Regions from separate parts of the Mus musculus genome. Here regions 1 and 3 are each linked to region 2. The links are chromatin loops, found by intact Hi-C in ENCODE. Cell type or tissue: heart. All regions are shown on one strand. Links, peaks and the distances in the headings refer to the core of each region. The heading gives the core; the rest is flanking DNA. Region 1 overlaps Arhgap31 (Rho GTPase activating protein 31). Region 2 has its middle 12 kb from the start of B4galt4. Region 3 overlaps Poglut1 (protein O-glucosyltransferase 1).

Region 1 (5,808 bases), core at 374-5,373, 110 kb before region 2:
TCAACCTTGGCTGGGTGGCAGAACTGTGTAGGGAGCCTTTTAAAAACCCTTGCCACAGACTGGAGAAACTGCGGTGGCTGTGAGCCACTTTCTAGGTGACTCTGAGACACACTGCTCTGTCAGAAGACACCCCACGACCACAGCCACAGTTCGGTCCAGCACCTTGGATTTGAGCCTTTTGAAAAATCACCTGGGGGTAAGTGAACCCTTCCTAATTCGATAGCATAGCCTGGCATTTATTGCAACTTTGTTCATTCACTTTGTTCTCTCTCCTGGGTTTTGTCTTTTTTATTCCTGGCCTCTTCCATTGTGTAACAAATCCTCTCTTTGATGTGTGCAGTCTCTCAGCACAGACTAGCAGTTTCCTGTCAGGTACTCTCTCTTCCTCCGCATTGTTCACGGAGAGTTCTGATTTCTTGTTTGTACACTTCTGCCATCCTTTGACACTCTGCCCTCGTCACTTGGGCTAGTTCTGCATTTTATGAAAGGTGTGCTTACGGCAAAACTGTCCACAGAGGTCTACCCAGAATCCCATCCCCTCTGCTCTCTTCCCAGGGCTCTTGCACTTCTGAGGTTTAATCTCCATCTGTGCCAATGACTGGTTCAGAACCCAGGTCAGTCAGCCTTGCCCTGCGATCCAGTGATGGCTACTGAGACCAGGGAAGATGCAAGGCAGGACACTGATGACATTTCTTCTGCCTTTGGGGACAGTAATGCTCAAAGAGAAAAGCTGCCTTTAATAGCCACAGCCAAGGAAGCCATTTTAGGATGGCGTTGACAGAAAGGGGACAGAAGAGTTGAGGCGGGCACGAGGCAATGAAGACACTCTTGGTTAAGTTACCCAACACCTTCTCTGCCACTGAACTGGATTTATTTTTATTTATAGTCAAAATTGCTGTGGCTGCTGTCCACCATACATCCTTCATTATGCAACAGGCGAACTCAACTCAGGTGTCTCATATTTCTAATTTCTGTTCCTTGTTGTGAAATTATTACTTAGCCTGGATAAAGAATTTAGAGCTATTACCTCTCATTTTCCCTATAGGGACTCATTTCCTCCTAACACCAACTGAATATTTCAAACATTCACAAATGTTATGAACTTTTCTAAACCCACCACCTAGTTTCAACAGTTGTTGGCGTCTTTCTGCATATTTGATCTGTTTGTTCTATACCTATAGTTCCTTAAATCATTTGAAAGCGAGTTTTGATACTTTGACACTTCATCTTAAATCCTTCAACTGTAGCATACACTTCCTAAGAACAAACAAATGCTATAAAATGTAATAATTCCTCAGAGTCACATAGTAGCCAATGCATACCCACAATTTCCTATCTGCCCTCAAAGGTGTCTTTGTAGCTCTTAAAAACCAGACAGACAGACAGACGGACATCAGACAGATGGACAGACAGACAGAATCCAAACGAGATTTGTTTGATCCTTGTATTTGTGCGTTCACACCTCGCATAAGTCATTGTAGACGTTTTTCTTGTTCTTCCTCTCCTGACACAATATTCAGAATGCATCAGTTAGATTTGATATTAGAGTCCCATTTCCTTGATTCCTCTTTTAATCAATTTCTTTTCTTTGCTCAGGAGTAAACCCGTGGAGAAGAACCCCACTTAAGATCTCTGCTCTCAAGGTGAAGGTACAGGCTCTCCTTAAGCTGCATTCCAACTAGTAGAGAATAGCTATTTGGGAAAATGATGGAAATAACCAGTGCAGGAAAGACCTGACAGAGGCTCTTGAATTACATGACACACGGTGCTCTAACCAAATAACCTTAACCAACCTCACAGACAATAAGGGATTGACATCATGTACCTTGGACATGGCCCAGAGGCACACAGAGCATAGCCTTTGTAGACTGAAAAACTTCATAAACTTCAATCTAACCACAAGCAAACCTCAGACATGCCCACATAGAGTTCTACAAAATCTCCAAAGTATCGTGTTCAGAGAAACTAAAGAACGGTTCCCCCTTGGAGGAGACTGAAGATAGACGACAACCAAATGAAATATTAATTCCAGGTTTGGGCTTAGACCAGAAAAGGACATTGGTGGGACAACTGGCTAAGTGTGAATTTTAAGATATGCAAATCAGTTAATAGTATTAAAATTATATTTTTGATTTTGATAACAGTTGTGAAAGATGTTAGCATTAGGGGGTTTTATGGATGCTATAGATGTTTGTAAGTAAAACGTCATCATCATCACCGTTATCATCATCTTCTTCTTCCTCATCGTCTTAAAAAAACAAAACTCAAGTGAATCTGAAAGTTTCCTTTCTGGCCTGGTTAATTTGCTGTGATCAAATGTGCAACTGGGCTAAGGTCACAGCACAAGCGCATGGCACGGATGGTGCCAATTCTCACCTGACAGCCTCTGGCCTCTCACGAACACACTCCCGTTTCTACTCAGCTTGGACTTCGAGTCCGATCCAGAACGTCCCAGGTTAAATATCGATTTCCACTTCTTTGATTTGCTGGAAAGCTTTCTCCTGAAAGAACCAAGCCGTACACACACGTTAGTGGAGCACGTGTCATTTCCAGGCAGTGTTTTGTTTTGAGACAGGGTCTCAAAAAAAAGTAGACCAGGCTGGCTTGAACTCATGATCACCTCTGCCTTGCTGTTTGGAGGGCGATTGCAAAATTGAGAGAGAGCGTTACAACTATAGTCTCAGTCGTGAAGGGCTCTGGTATTTCTAGAAGTTTCCCTCTAAAATTCAAGTTGTACCTGACTTTAGCCTGTCTGAGGGAAGCCTTGGGTGATCAAACACGTCAACGCAAAGACCCTTTTCTTTAGAACTACAGCCAAAGTTTGTCATCTATCAGAGGCAGCGGTGGGAGGCCAGCAGTGGGACAGTGGTCAGTGGGACGGTCAGAGCCCACAAGCAAACACACAGTTCTGAAATCTGGTGGAACGTCTATGAAGCACTGCAGTCCTGCCTCTCCACACATGCTGAAATTTTTAAAAGAAAGAGGTGTAATCAAGCCAGAAGTGGTGGGGCACGCCTTTAATTCCAGCACTAGGGAAGCAGAGGCAGGTGGATCTCTGAGTTCGAGGCCAGCCTGGTGTACAGAGTGAGTTTTAGAACAACCAGTGCTATGTAGAGGGACCTGCCTCAAGCAAGCAAACAAAAAAAGATTAAGACCATAGACCTTTTAAACATTTAACACACTATAGACCCTTTTAAACATTTAAGACCACAGACCTCAGATCTGTGCTTTCTGCCCCGTGGCCATATGGCTAGGACGTGTAATAAGCAACACAGTAAAACAGACAAAAAGAGCAAAAGTGTCTGGGTGTTGCCGAGGGAAGCTGTGACTTGCCGGCTGGCCTCAGTCACTGTAAAGAAAAGCATAAGGTCCAGCATGCCTCTTGCCCAGCCTTTTACCAGGCTGCTTGGCTATGGAGATGGAGATGAGGCTTGGTGACATAGCAACTGGGCTGGCTCATGAGAACCTAGTACCACCAGGGGGCACTACAGAGGCAACTCCAGCTTCCGATCCACCCAGCCAGGCTCTGGCGCAAAGATGAGGTTTGAAACCTTGTAACCCGTCATTCTCTCAAGGAGCCTTTTCTCCATAGGTCTGGGTCTCAGCTTTAGGAGTCTTTACAATCAGTTGGAAACACGTCTGCATACTTGTTGGTTTCTATCCCATTTGGCTGGATAATCTAAGGACTTAGCCTTGATGTGTATCATAAGGAGTTGCATATATTAAGCTAGTATAGCGCTGTGGCTGAAAGCAGAGACAATGCAGGAGATGGTCTCTCTGAAGTGCCGTTCATCCCTGGGAAGGAGGCTTATTCTGTATGGCTTAGAGAGAGGGGCAGTGTGTTTAGTTCTAAGAGGGTACAATCTGATCGCTCTAGAAAACAGAGTCATCAATGACTCCGATATTTCTAGAAGTTTCCCTCTAAAATCCAGGTTGTACCTGCCTTTAGCTTGTCTGGGGATTCACTGAGTAATCAAACATGTTAACACAAAGACCCCTTTTCTTCAGAACTACAGCCAGGGAACTTTCCCCAGGGAAGTCGAGACATGCCACCACTATCACAGGACTCCTCTAGTTATCCAGGGGAGCAGACATCTTCCTCGCTAACCAGCTTGCTGTCTTGGGGAGTCAATTACTAAACAGAAAGCATGGCGCAATCCAGTGAAAAGGTGCCTTCACCTACACCCTCTAAAGGGTTAGGACTCTTGCTTCAGTCACTGCCTTCTTTCATGGTGGGACAAGTGGGTGGCTAGAGAGACTAAGGTTGGAGTGGAAGAAGAAATAGAGAGGATACTAATGATGACTTGTTGTCGAGTGGAGAAAGATTGGGGCAATGCTTCAATCAATAAACTGCTTGCCACTTAGCATGAAGACCTGCGTTGGATTGATATCTCATGTAAAGAAGCTGAGAAGGGTACACGCGTGTTATCCCAGTGCCTAGGAGACATAGAATCAGCCAGCCTAGCCTATTCTACAAGCCCCAGGTCCATGATGGACCATTTTCTTGTTTTTTGGTTTTTTTGAAAGGTGGTTAGCTCCTGATAAACAAACAAGTTGCCCCATGGCCTCCTACAAACCTGCACATGCATGTCCACACGAACACACACATGTGTATATACTGACAGACACAGAAAGGAGTGTGTGTGTGTGTGTGTGTGTGTGTGTGTGTGTGTCTAGTAGGTTGAGAAGAAGTAAGGAAGTCAGAAATGCCATCCCCAAGTGCTGCCAGCAAGGACCCTCTGACAAGAGTGGCCCCCATTTGTCCTCTTGTGTTCCGGCATAGGCTAATTTCCATGCCGTTTGCAGTGTCGCGTGGGGGTGGTGTCAAACACTCATTGGCAAGCCGCATTTGTAAACTCCAGGCCTGTTTTGTCTCCGCCATGGAAGAAGAGACCCATAACTCACCTGGGTTTGTGGGAGGAGATAAGAGTTCACAGTAAGTCTGCGGCAGTGGAAGAAGCCATCCCTACTGAGGCTGGTGAGAATCGTGGGGACTGGAAAATTCCGTTGTTACCCAACTTGGGCTGCGCCCAGGTTATCATACTGTCATCACTCATGGCCCTGAGACTGGACACCTCACTCCTTTGTCCCCCTTCCCTCCCCAAGCCCTTCAGAGTTCTGAAGAATGGTAATTACTTGTTGTCTGGTAACTCAAGGACGGTGTGGAAGGGAGGAGGGACGATCTCGGGCAGGCTGTTCTCTCGTCTTTCCTTCCGAGCAGGGTGGTTTGTCGCCAAGCTTCGGGCCTGAGCCTCCTCCAGGCTTACCAACTTCATGGGCAGGGACAAGGCTGGCAAGGTCAGGCTCTTTGTGATAGTACGGCTTTCTGTAAAGCAAAGGAAAGAGTTTGGCTTGGGAGCATATTCAAGCTCTAGGCCTACTCAGGTCTCTCGTCTACAGCCCTTCCACTTGAACTCCTTGGCAAGGGGCGGCATGCCAGCTTTGGCTTGGGGAGTCTGGGGCAGAGGTTGTACACAGGAAATTGTCAGTTTTCCTGCCCATAGTGGGTGGAGGACCTGGAGGGGCACCAGGAAGTCATTGCTTTCTGTACTTTCCATGGAGTGACTGTTGATATACTCATTCATTCATTCCACAAATATTTATTGAGCACTTACCGTGATCTAGCGTTACAGCAATGGTTCTTTAATCCTGAAAACTCTGCTGAGGACTTTGGTCAGATAAGAATTTGGCTTAACTCAGATAAGATGAAGTAGAAGGCTGCCCCTCATCCCCACAACTGAGGAACACGGGCTCTAAGGCCATGGATGGGTGGAACCTACTTTTCCTAGGCTTCTGTCTCTGGAGGGA
Region 2 (5,808 bases), core at 484-5,483:
TCTGAGACTGCAAGCAAGCCCCCAAATAAATGATTTCTTTCATAAGAATTGCCTTTGTCACGGTGTCTCTTGACAGCAGTAGAACAGTGATGGAGACAGCAAAGAGCATTGAAGATGGCCAGAAAGCCACCAGAAACTTGAGAAGAGTGTGAGACAGAGCGAATCCTCATAAGGGCACCTTAACCTTAGATTTCTAGAATCTGCAGTGGTAGGACAACGTAGTGTTTTTGTTTAAACTCAGTTTGCCGTGCTTTGTTATGGAAGCTCTCTCCTGGTGCAGTCTCCAGGCAGTATCTATAGCTGCAGCTGGGATGATAGCTAAACAACTGTACACAAACATTCGTCTTAGCAAGCAGCTCCAGGGTGGTCAAGGAGGACTTCTGTAAATAGACAGAGGTCCCTGTGGTTGTAGGAGACAGTGGGCTGTGGGAAGTCAAGGACCGTTTCACATACTGTGCTCCCCTTTAATCCACAGGAAGATGCTTCAAGATCTCAATGGAGACTTAAAACTGCAGGACTTGTCACACTGTATCAAACCTTTCATACAATGTCGTTTTCTGTATATGCATACCCAGGTGCAGATTCAGTTTATAAATTAGGAACGGTAAGATAACACCAAATACATTCTAGAATAGAACATTTTTGTAACAATAATATTGCACATTCCTATCTAGTATTTTTAAGACGTCAGTGACTGCGGGTACCTGCAACAAAGGGAACTATCACATTTTGAAGGACACCAAGGTGTTTGTTTGGGAACCAGAGAAAGGGAGGCTCTGCAGAGCCCCTGGAACAGCCCAGTGCCTCCTTCTGACTCCCTGAGTCACCATAGGCTTCCACTTCTCCGTGACAGATTTGGTGAGTTATCTTCTTCCTCTATCTCAGGGCCTGAACACAGATTTTTGGAAGTCTGTGAAATGTATTTGTATTTCGTATTTATTCATTGATTGGACTGGCCTGTCAATACATTCACAGACCATTACGGTTTATACATATATAAGGCTTATATAGTGAAGGTTCTTATGTAGAGAAGAAGTGTCACTGGCTGGTGACACTACTGAGAGGTGATTGGATCAGCAGGCTTGTAACTTCATCAATCCATTGTTCATTGGTGTTCACCATTACTTGGTGAATCCATTGTTAAACACGTGATTAGTGGTGAGGCCTATCTGGAAAATGACTACTAGAAGCAAGCCTTTGAAAGTCATCCCTGCCCCAGGCTTGCCCACTCCCCAATCTGCTTGGAATAAAGTGAGCAGCTTGACTTTAATCGTACCCTTCCACCATGACGTCCCTGTCTTACCTCAGCATACATTCAGCGAAGCCGGCAGACCATGAACTTACGCCTCTATAATTTGGGTGGACGGGACACACCTTTCTTTAAGATAACTTTCTCCGATGTTTGTCACAGCAACAGAACACTGACAAACACAGTGGAGCGCATTCCCTATGTCTACCTTGGGATTGATGTGGACATGTGGAGTTTGGAAGACAGCATCATCCCTCCACTGGTGGGATGTGCAGCATACTGTGAGATTGATGGCAAGCTGGATGTACCAAAGTCCCAAAGTCAGAGTGTCTGGTGCGTAGCAGTAAATTATTAAACCGCACTGAGCTCCCGGTGGTGGTGGTGGTGGTCACGCTTCTCGCTACCCACCAGAGTTCTCTGGATTCTCGAATTAAAAGACACACACTCGCAACCTTTATGTTTTGATATGCTTTAACTAGCTCAGTGAACCTCCACGTGGTTAACACACTCCCCTTGGTTGCAAGGCAAGAATTCTAAAGATATACTCAGGGGCGTATGAGACCAGGGTTTGCTCAAGTCTGTACAGGATATGGGCGAGACTGCTGGCAAATCTTGCTTGTGTGGAGGGAGGAACTAGATAGGATTCGATAATGTGTTACAGAGTTGAGTCCAGACTAGGTCCTGTAGCGCGGGGTCAGCTAAACCTGGGTGGTGAGGAGGAAGGCAAGAAGGTGTGGGGCAATAGTAGCTTCTTCATAGCTCCTCCCCACTTGCCTCAGTGAGACAGGAGGCAGGAAGCACACCCTGGCTCAGTATCTCAGCCCAGGAGAGAGGCTGCTTGGAATCTCATCTTTACCTCTCGTCACTTGCTTTAGTCCCACAATCATAGATGGTTTGCTGAGGGAATCCATCTATATTAATACTGCCTGTTTGCATGTCCATGAGTAGCTGTAGAGTTAAGAGGTGATGTAATTTTACCCTGTATTCCTAGAAATTATCTGTAAGATCACCATCCCAGAGTTTATTTGTGTAGTCTTAAACTATATACAATATTTCGGCCTTTCAGGAATTTGGCTTGAGTTCTTAAAATTCCCCAGACCTCCAGAAGGGGGAAATCTCAGTCAACACTAACATTTGAGATGTGGGTTTGCCATCTAGTGGGCATCTTTGAATCTGTATTTGTTATAAATACACGTGTAGCATACACATGTTTACACAGAGCCATCTGCACACCCACCCCAGAGTTTCCATGAAGTTATTTATCTTCCTTTCTCATCTTTAACGTTTATAGTCCAAGCAGGGTTGCAGATGCAGCCTTCTTGGCAAAGCGTCTCGTGTCTCCCTTTTATGTGCGCTAAGGGTAGAGGAAGGTTTTATAGTGTGTGTGTTCGCACATACAGTGGAGAGCATCGGAGCTCCACGGGGGCTCATTTGAACTTTCTGTACTTCTCCGTGTGTACCTTTCATGCTCCACTTGGGAATTACTGAGCCAGAACAGAACACCAAGAGACACGTCACACCACACAGGCATTGAGTCTGCCCCGCGGTAGATACTCAGTAAACATTCGTTTCCTTCCTTTTCACCCACGCCCACTCCCATTCCCATAAAAGCTGTATTCCAAATGTTCCAAATTCAAATATTCCAAACTCACAGTTTCAGTGTGCATTTGGTATGAGAGACACCGCTATCAGTGTAGCTCTACTACGGAGGCGGGGGCACTTAGTTCTGAGAACGAAAAGACGAATAAAACCTACTTTAGGATGTCCAGAGCAGGAAACAAGGGTTTTGCTAGAGATCTCAAAACCAGCAGGATAAATCTCAGGCATTTAGGGTAGGTTTTTAAATTTCAAGTTAGACTTTCCCTTGGAAGGACTATCACATCATACTGGCTTTCCCCAACAAGGAGTAGGGGAAAGATTGATCATCTCCCATATGGCGTGAGGTATTGAGAGACAGTCGGAGAGGGGATTTTAAGCAATTTTGTTCTGTCTAACGAAATGAATCCTCCTTTGATGTTTCCGTGGTACGGAGATGAAGATTTAAATTGCCTTTCTGTTATTTTTGGATGTGGTTTAGTGTTTCTTTGGAAAACGCCGTGTAGAGTCAGACTGTGAAGTGGCAGAGCTTTGTCTGGAAAGGATAAATGTACAGACCATAAAACTTTTAAAAATAGACATATTAAACTTTCCCCATGTGTCTTAAATCTAAAATTAAGCAACAGGAAAATGATAAAACCAAACAAGGGGCATTTATTTTTAAAAGCAATACATATGTTTGGCTAAAGAATTCGGAAAGTACAAAATACCATCAAATAGGGCTGGAGAGATGGCTCAGCCGTTAAAGGCTAGGCTCACAACCAAAATACCATCAAGTAGTAAAGGGGACATTTTTTCTTGTTCAGAGGTCCTTTTCAGTTCCTTGGGTGATTAGCCTTGCGGTTGTAATGCCTGTGCAGGCATCGCTGACGTCAGTTTCCTGGTGGAACTGCCTCACTGTCTGTTAACTCCCCGCTGTGAATGACAGGAACTTCAGCCTCTGATAATGCCTTTCCATTTCCTCTTCGCCATGTGTGTTTTTATTTTATTTATTTTTATTATTTTTTTTTATTTTGAGATAGGGTCTCACAATGTCGCTCTGGTTGGCCTGGAATTTGCTATGTAAACCAAGCTGGCTTTGAACTCAGAGAGAGCCACCTGGCTTTCAAGTGCTGGGATTAAAGGTGTGTGTGCCACCGTGTCTGGCAATTTTAAATTCCTGTTTGGTCAATATTAGTGGGGGGTTTGTTAATGCTCTGCTGCTACATAGGACACCTACATAGAAAGAAAAGAGGTTTGCTTCAGTTTATAGTTCTAGAGGGAGTGGGGGATCCAAGATCTAGAGTTCTGGGTTATTGATACTAGAATATTTCATCTCTGGCTGTAACTGTGGATGGGCCCATTTCTTAGCACATATCTCACAGGATTTTTAAAAAACTGTGTATGCACTGAGGGTCTGTTATTGGTTTATTAATATTTTAGATTTTTTACCCTTAAGAGCTGACTCATCTTTTACTGGTATAAAACAATCTATTTATCCTTATATTAAGGATAATAAGGTAATAATCTTCACTTTGAGGTATTTTGTTTGTTTTTGCTTGATTTTGAAGACAACAGCAAAAACTGGCCTTTCATTTTCTTTCTTCCTTTCTGTGTCTGTGTCTATGTATATGTGGTGCTCTCTCTCCCTCCCTCCTTTCTTCCTTGCCACCCTTCCTCCCTCGCCACCCTTCCTCCCTCTTTCTCTCTCTCCCTTCACCGCCCCATCTAAAGATTGAATCCAGGGACTTGAGTATGCTAGACACACACTCTGCTGTTGATCTATAGTTCCTGTTTCATTCTAAAAACTTATAATTACATTTCATTTCTTTGTATGTGGATGGCAGTGATGGCATGTGTTGGGGAAAAGGGCATGGCACCTATGCAGAAGCCAGAGGACAACTTTCAGAAACATTTTTAAAATCAATTCTTTAGCACTTTCACACAATATATTTTGATAATATTCATCCCCTATGTGGGGGCCCTAGATCAATGTTTCTCAACCTGTGGGTCTCGACCCCTTGGAGGTCAAAGGACCCTTTCACAGGATCACCTAAGGCCATTGGAAAGTGCTGATAATTACATTAACACCCATAACAGTAGCAAAATTACAGCTATGAAGCAGCAACAGAATGGTTAGGGGTCTGCAAAACACGAGGAACTGTATTAAAGGGTCACAGCATTAGGTAGGTGAGAACCTCTGCTCTAGGGGCTGTCACATGGTCAACTGCGCATGGCTCCAGACTCTTAAGTAAAACTACCTTTCTTCCCCTAGATGCTACCAGGTGTTGATAGTTTCTTGATGAGTGGTGGGAGCTCATGAGCCCTTCTGCTTCCTTGCTATGTTGACTGGTTTGGTCCTGTGTGGGCTTTGGGTGGATAACCACATAAGTTCATGAGTGCAGACAGAGGTCCTGTCATGTCCAGAGGACAGTGGTCTGCGCTTGTTCTCTCAAACTTCTGACTCTTACAGTCTTTCTCCTCCATCTTCAGTGATGGTCCCCGAGCCTTGGGAGTGGATTCATGATTTAGGGTCCCATTATTTTCTGCACTTCGATCACGAAAGGCAGTTTTTATTCAAATACATTTCCAATGTATCTGGGTACAAAGTATGGAGATACAGATCTGGTCTGAACTGGTTTTGGGTTCATTCACAATTAAGCAAAATTGTGTCCTCGAGTGAACTTTTAGGGGAGAATCTCCTAATTACCATCCGATACCTATGCATATATCTGTGCATATACCTACACATATACCTACACATACACCTATGCATACTCAGGCATGCCTATGATTAAAATCAGACGACTTATGGGACGGGGAGCATACCACAGAAAACTCATTACATAACCTAATCTATCAGTAAGAGGAGAGAATAATTCTCACTATACCCCTTAATAACTAAAGTTTTACTGAGCTCCATAAAAGGAAGCCAGCCCCACACATAAACAGGAGTTCTTCAGTACCTGGGCTCATGTGGCCAC
Region 3 (5,808 bases), core at 534-5,533, 190 kb before region 2:
CTGGAGAGTTGGCTCAGTAGTTAAAAGAGAACTCGCTGCTCTTGCGGAGGAGCTGGGCTCAATCCCAAGCATCCTCGTGGCGGCTTACAAATGGCCGTAACTCCAGCAGTCACCAGGCACATACAAGTGTGCACACCCAGGCTTGCAGGCAAAACACTCATACACATAAAATAAAAAAATTTAAACTAAAAAATAATAGACTAATGGTGTGTAGCTCAAGGCTAGAGTGTTTTTCTAGTATTCCGAGGCAAGGGTTCAAATCCCAGTATAGGAACACAACAAAAATGTACACACGAAACTTATGTAAAAAAATGCATCCACTACAGATACACAGTGAGGTTTTCTCCATGACGCTGAAAGCTTTCTTCTTATTGTTGAAATTGCAAACGAGGAAATTAGGACTTTATGTTCGTTCTTATGGCAAGAAGTCAGTCAGGACAGATGGACCTCAGAGCTAAAGGCCACATTTCTCTGATTTTAATGAAATGAAGATTCCTGGAACCTGGGCCCCAGAGTTAGTCACTGAGCTCATTGTTTAAGCTCTTGGGGTGTGCTCTTCAGCAACTGAGAACCATTCCTGTACACCAGGGATTGGTAAACGACAGCCCACGGCACCACACAGTGCTATAGAACCAATGGATTAGATATTTTCATTTTCAAGTGACTGGGGAGAATCAAGGGAAAGAAAAATATTTTTGATATGTGAAAATCCTATAAAATGCAGGAGTAGTGGCACAAGACTTTAATCCCAGAACTCAGAAGAGGGAGATGGATCTGTGAGTTCAAGGCCAGCCTGTTCTACATACTGAGTTCCAGGACAGCCAGGGCTACATTATGACACCCCGTCTCAAAGATAAAAACAAGGGCTGGAGAGATGGCTCAGTGGCTAAGAGCACTGACTGCTCTTCTGAAGGTCCTGAGTTCAAAGCCCAGCAACCACATGGTGGCTCACAACCATCTGTAATGAGATCTGGCACCCTCTTCTGGAGTGTCTGAACACAGCTACAGTGTACAATAAATAAATAAATCTTAAAAATAAAAACAAACAACAACAAAAAAAAGAAAAAAATTACATAAAATTCAAATTTCATATGAAATCCAGATTTTGGTGTCCATAAATACTAACTAGGAATAGTCACAATGTGAGAGCTGCCTCTGCTACAGCAGGCCATGCAGTAATGACCTGGGTAGCCCCACATTTACTATCTGGCCACTCACAGGAAAAGCTTACACTCAACTCTTGAGAGTTGCTGACACCCAGCATAGCAGCGCGAGTGAACCCTGGGAGACAGCGATTTACACATACGCTAACACCATCGCAGGGAATCTGCTCTGCGCTCATCTCACCACTGAGAGGAAGCCTAATCTCAAACTCTACCCAGATGGCAACGTTCTTAGAGTCAGCACTGCTGTGGTTCGAGTCAGACGGTTGCTGATTACTTTCATAGACTTCCAGGCCTGGTTTTTGGTGTACTCGGCATCGACGAGCTTTGGATTTTTCCGAGATAGGAGAATGAGAGGATCTCTTTCTGGGCTTGTCCTACAGAGAAAACACAGAACATAAATCTATGTGGCCTATACCATAATGTCCCCAATGCCTATGCAGCATTTAGTGCCAACTATGCCACTGGCACAGATGGGATAGTTCCACCGGGTCTGGGTCGGTAAAGGAAGAGGACCCTGGGTAGTGCAGCATCTTGGTTGCTCAGGCTATCCCACTTTACCCATAAAGACAGGGAGTGTCAAGCCTTTCTTTACTTACATCCAGGTTTGTTTTAAAACAGGCTCTCAAGTAGCCCTGGGGGTTTGGATATGCTTGGCCCAGGGAGTAGCACTATTAGGAAGTGTGGCCTTATTGGAGCAGGTGTGTCACTGTGGGTGTGGGCTTTCAGATCCTCATCCTAGCTGCCTGGAAATCAGTATTCTGCTAGCAGCTTTCAGATGAAGATGCAGAACTCTCGGCTCCACTAGCACTACGCCTGCCTGGATGCTGTCATGCTCCCAACTTGATGAAAACGTACTGAACCTCTGAATCTATAAGCCAGCCCCAATTTTAAATGCTGTCCTTATGAGAGTTGCCTTGGTCCTGGTGTCTCTTCATAGCAGTAAAACCCTAACTGAGACACCACGGTATCCTCAAAAATCATTAAATGTGGCCTTGAACTCCTGATCCTGACTAGTGAACTCTCAATCACTAGTATTGATTAGTGAACTCTCAATCACTAGTATTGATTAGTGAACTCTCAATCACTAGTATTCTTAGTGTCAGTTACCACATCTGGCCTGCATCTGATCTTAAGAGTATGATTGTACTAGCTAGTTTTATGTCAGCCTGTCAAAAGCAAGAGTCACCAGAGTGAAGGGAGCCTCAATTGAGAAAAATGCCTCCATAAGATCCAGCTTAAGACATTTTCTTAACTAGTGATCAATGGGGGAGGGCCCAGCCCTCTGTGAGTGGTCCCATCCCTGGCTGGGGTGGTGGTTCTGAGTTCTATAAGAAAGCTGAGTGAGCAAGCCAGGAGGAGCAAGCCAGTAAGCAGCACCCTTCCATGGCCTCTGCATCATCTTCTGCCCCCAGGCTCCTATCCTGTGTGAGTTTCTGCCTTCATGGCTTTTGATGATGAACATGGGACCATGAGTGCAATAAACTTTTTTCCTCCCCGAATTGCTTTTGGTCATGGTTTTTTTGCCACAGCAATAGTGACCCTAACTAAGACAATGATGTTCTGGTGACTGTATCTCTATTTCAGGGAATGGTTTTCCTTTTTGGAAGCTTCATCTAATGCCTACCATCACTGCTACTCACATCAGTGTGGCTACATAATTGCTATTTACCAGAACAGCTACATGGCCTTTGCTGTGTATGCATTGTAAAGTCTAATATAACACTTAAATTTGAAAACCAAGCTAGCCGCGGTAGCACACACCTTTAATCCCAGCGTTCAGGAGGCAAAGGAAGATCTCTGTGAGCTCAAGGGCAGCCTGCACTATATACATGGTGAGCTCCAGGCCAGCCAGGGCTACAAAGTGAGACCCTCATCTCAAAATATACAAACAAAAAAAGGCAAGAGCTAGGCACAGTGACTACATGCTTATAATCCTAGCTACTTGGAAAGCAAGCAGGTCTCAAGTTCAAGGATAATCTCGGCTATATAGGAACAAAGGTGAGAATCAGAGAATTAGTCTGAAGGATGGGTGTTGGCCCAAGTGTATTCTCAAGTCCACTGTCCAAGCCAGGTGGATGGAAGATAGATAACTCTGATAGACAGCACACCACCACAATAACTACAAACTCTTCCCCCTTCACGGCCTTCCTCTTTACCCATTCCACAGACATTGACCCTGTGTTTACCCAGCAGGTGCTCTCCTCAGCACGGGGATAGGAGGCAGAACACCACAGCCAAGAGTCTCCATTTTTCTATCCTGTCTTCCTGCTCCATTTCTCCTAGCCTCAGTCTATGACACTGAGCACTGTTGGGCAGCCACAAGGTCTGAGGACAAGAATGCCCAGAGACCTGGTGAAGGTAACTCCTGCTGTGTTAACCACCTGAGACTGAAGCACAATGACGCTGCTTCTAGGGAACTGGAAACAGGAAAAGGATACCCTCTCTGCTCGGCAGGTGGCGCTCTATGAATACCCATTCAGTACCGCTGTTGGGTGGGAGGGACCGCCTTTGAATTGTGAGTGGTTTGGCAAGCAAGCCTCCTAGTTTGCTTTCTATTGTGGTGGTAACACCAGGACCAAAAGCTGGAAAGGGTCTGATCCGCTTGCATATCCCCATCATAGCTGATCTTTCAGGGGATAAGGGAAGAAACTCAGGCAAAAGCAGGAACCTCTGAGGAAAGCCACTTACTGGCTTGTTTCCAAGGCCAGGATCAAGTTCAGCTGCTTTTCTTTTTTTCTTCCTTTAAAGATTCATTAATGTATTTAATGTATATGAATGAGTACACTGAAGCTGTCTTCAGACACACCAGAAGAGAGCATCAGATCCCATTAAAGATGGCTGTGAGCCACCATGTGGTTGCTGGGAAAGGAACTCGGGACCTCTGGAAGGGCAGTCAGTGCCTTTTCTTAACCCCTGAGCCATCTCTCCCATCCCATCAGCTGCTTTTCTTATATCTCCAAGGACCACGGACACAGGGGAGGTACTGGGCCCTCCCACATCAATCACCAATCAATCAAGAAAATGCCCGTTAGGACATGCCTATACACCAATCTGATTGCAGTATTTTGTCAACTGAAGTTACCTCCTCCCAGGTGACTCGAGTTTGGGTCAAGTTGACAAAAAAACTAACCACCACCACAATTGAATTCTTTAGTCTAAGATCTTGCCAATCCAAGTCTCTGTTGTTGGTGGTGGTGATGGTGGCTGTTTTGAGACAGGGTCTCACTGTATAACTCTGGCTGGCCTGGAACCCACTATGTGGACCAGGCTGGCTCAGAACCCAATATTAAAGACATCCTGCCTCTGTCTCTTGAGTGCAAGATTACGATTGTGCATCACTATGCCTGGCCACCATTCCACATTCATTTTTTAACTATCTTAGCAATTCCTTTGAGCAACAAGATACATTATACCCTTAAGGTAACATCATTATTACAGGTCTAAGAATATAATCACCTTGATCCTCGGAAATATGCTGTAGAATTTTTCTTTTCCCACGGCCATTGCGCTGCTGACCTAAAAATACAGATTTTTGATTAGTTTTGGAGCTTTTCCCTAGACTATGTATGTTTTAACCATTTTTTTCTTTTTTTTAAGATTTATTTATCTATTTATATATGTGAGTACACTGTAGCTGTACAGATGGTTGTGAGCCTTCTTGGGAATTGAATTTTTAGGACCTCTGCTCGCTCTGGTCAACTCCGCTCACTCAGTCCCTGCTCGCTCTGACCCAAAGATTTATTTATTATATGTAAGTACACTGTAGCTGTCTTCAGACACTCCAGAAGAGGGTGTCAGATCTCATTATGGATGGTTGTGAGCCACCATGTGGCTACTGGGATTTGAACTCAGGACCTTCAGAAGAGCAGTCAGTGCTCTTAACCGCTGAGCCATCTCACAAGCCCGTTTTAACCATTTCTGAAGGTTTGTTTGGAATGTTGTACCTTTAAATAAATCCATTCAAGGCTACTAAAACAAGCCATGAACAAAACCACAAGCCCTTTCGCTAGCATTTCAGCAACCTGAAGGAGCTTGGTGGGAACAGCTACAAACTCACCAACTCAGTAACATTAACTCACACAAGCAAAAGTGCACAGGGTCCAAGCAGCGCGCACAGGACTACTTGGTTGGCACAAACAGGGTTCCCTCTCTAAGTAGAAGGCTATTAATAAAACTAGCGGGTGACAAGAAATGCAAAGGAACTGGGTGAAAAGAGAATTCATGTTTGGGGAATAAAGCAAGGATCGCCAGAGGTATATACTCTGCCATCTCAAAGGACCTTGGGCTTCTTAAAGCTTCATGAAGTGCTCTCGAAAGAATAAAGTCCGGAAAACACAGCAGTTAGCAAGTGTGATCGTGACCAGACTTCCTCGATGAAACTCACATCACTTTAACTGCCTTTGCAGAGCCCCACCCACCCTGCAGAGCCCCACCCACCCTGCAGAGCCATCTCTGCAGCGCCTTCCTCTGTGAAGGGGAAGACTCAACTGGAGTAGATGAGAGCGGCGGGGCTGTGTCGGAGAAATGGGGAGCCCGGGCTGTGGGCTCTAGAGGTCTAGGTAGAGTTCAGGTCTACAGCGCCAAGCTTCTCGTTCACACCCTGAGAGAGATGCTTGGGGTTTCCAGGGCCCCGAGCTAACCT

The links. Peaks named below come from ENCODE experiments on the same cell type or tissue, not always from the same donor. Only the 100,000 strongest peaks of a DNase experiment are listed, where the experiment ranks them.
Region 1: a loop joins it to region 2, with 8 times the contacts of the local background. A loop is called at or near these places in 21 of 42 quality-filtered maps.
Region 3: it touches region 2 in a loop (3-fold over the local background); 17 of 42 quality-filtered maps call a loop at or near these places.

What each region holds. Positions count from the first base shown.
Region 1 is chr16:38,615,767-38,621,574 of GRCm38, forward strand. It overlaps Arhgap31 (Rho GTPase activating protein 31), which reads right to left. Exons shown (of 12, transcript NM_020260.2): 7 at 5,137-5,326; 8 at 2,377-2,501. Gm36482 (a long non-coding RNA gene) reads left to right here. Exons shown (of 6, transcript XR_003951954.1): 1 at 1-196; 2 at 1,597-1,649. Among named protein-coding and RNA genes, the nearest start is that of Gm36482, 3.7 kb to the left of the region's middle. In heart, for the core only: a CTCF peak has its summit at 3,478 (motif pointing right); a DNase peak (open chromatin) is centred at 3,475; H3K27ac peaks cover 721 bases.
Region 2 is chr16:38,727,392-38,733,199 of GRCm38, forward strand. No RefSeq gene overlaps it. Among named protein-coding and RNA genes, the nearest start is that of B4galt4, 12 kb to the right of the region's middle. In heart, for the core only: CTCF peaks have their summits at 2,376 and 3,727; DNase peaks (open chromatin) are centred at 2,680 and 3,720; H3K27ac peaks cover 1,443 bases.
Region 3 is chr16:38,533,285-38,539,092 of GRCm38, forward strand. Poglut1 (protein O-glucosyltransferase 1) reads right to left here. Exons shown (of 11, transcript NM_172380.4): 6 at 4,623-4,682; 7 at 1,441-1,540. Among named protein-coding and RNA genes, the nearest start is that of Timmdc1, 14 kb to the left of the region's middle. In heart, for the core only: a CTCF peak has its summit at 3,615; a DNase peak (open chromatin) is centred at 3,717.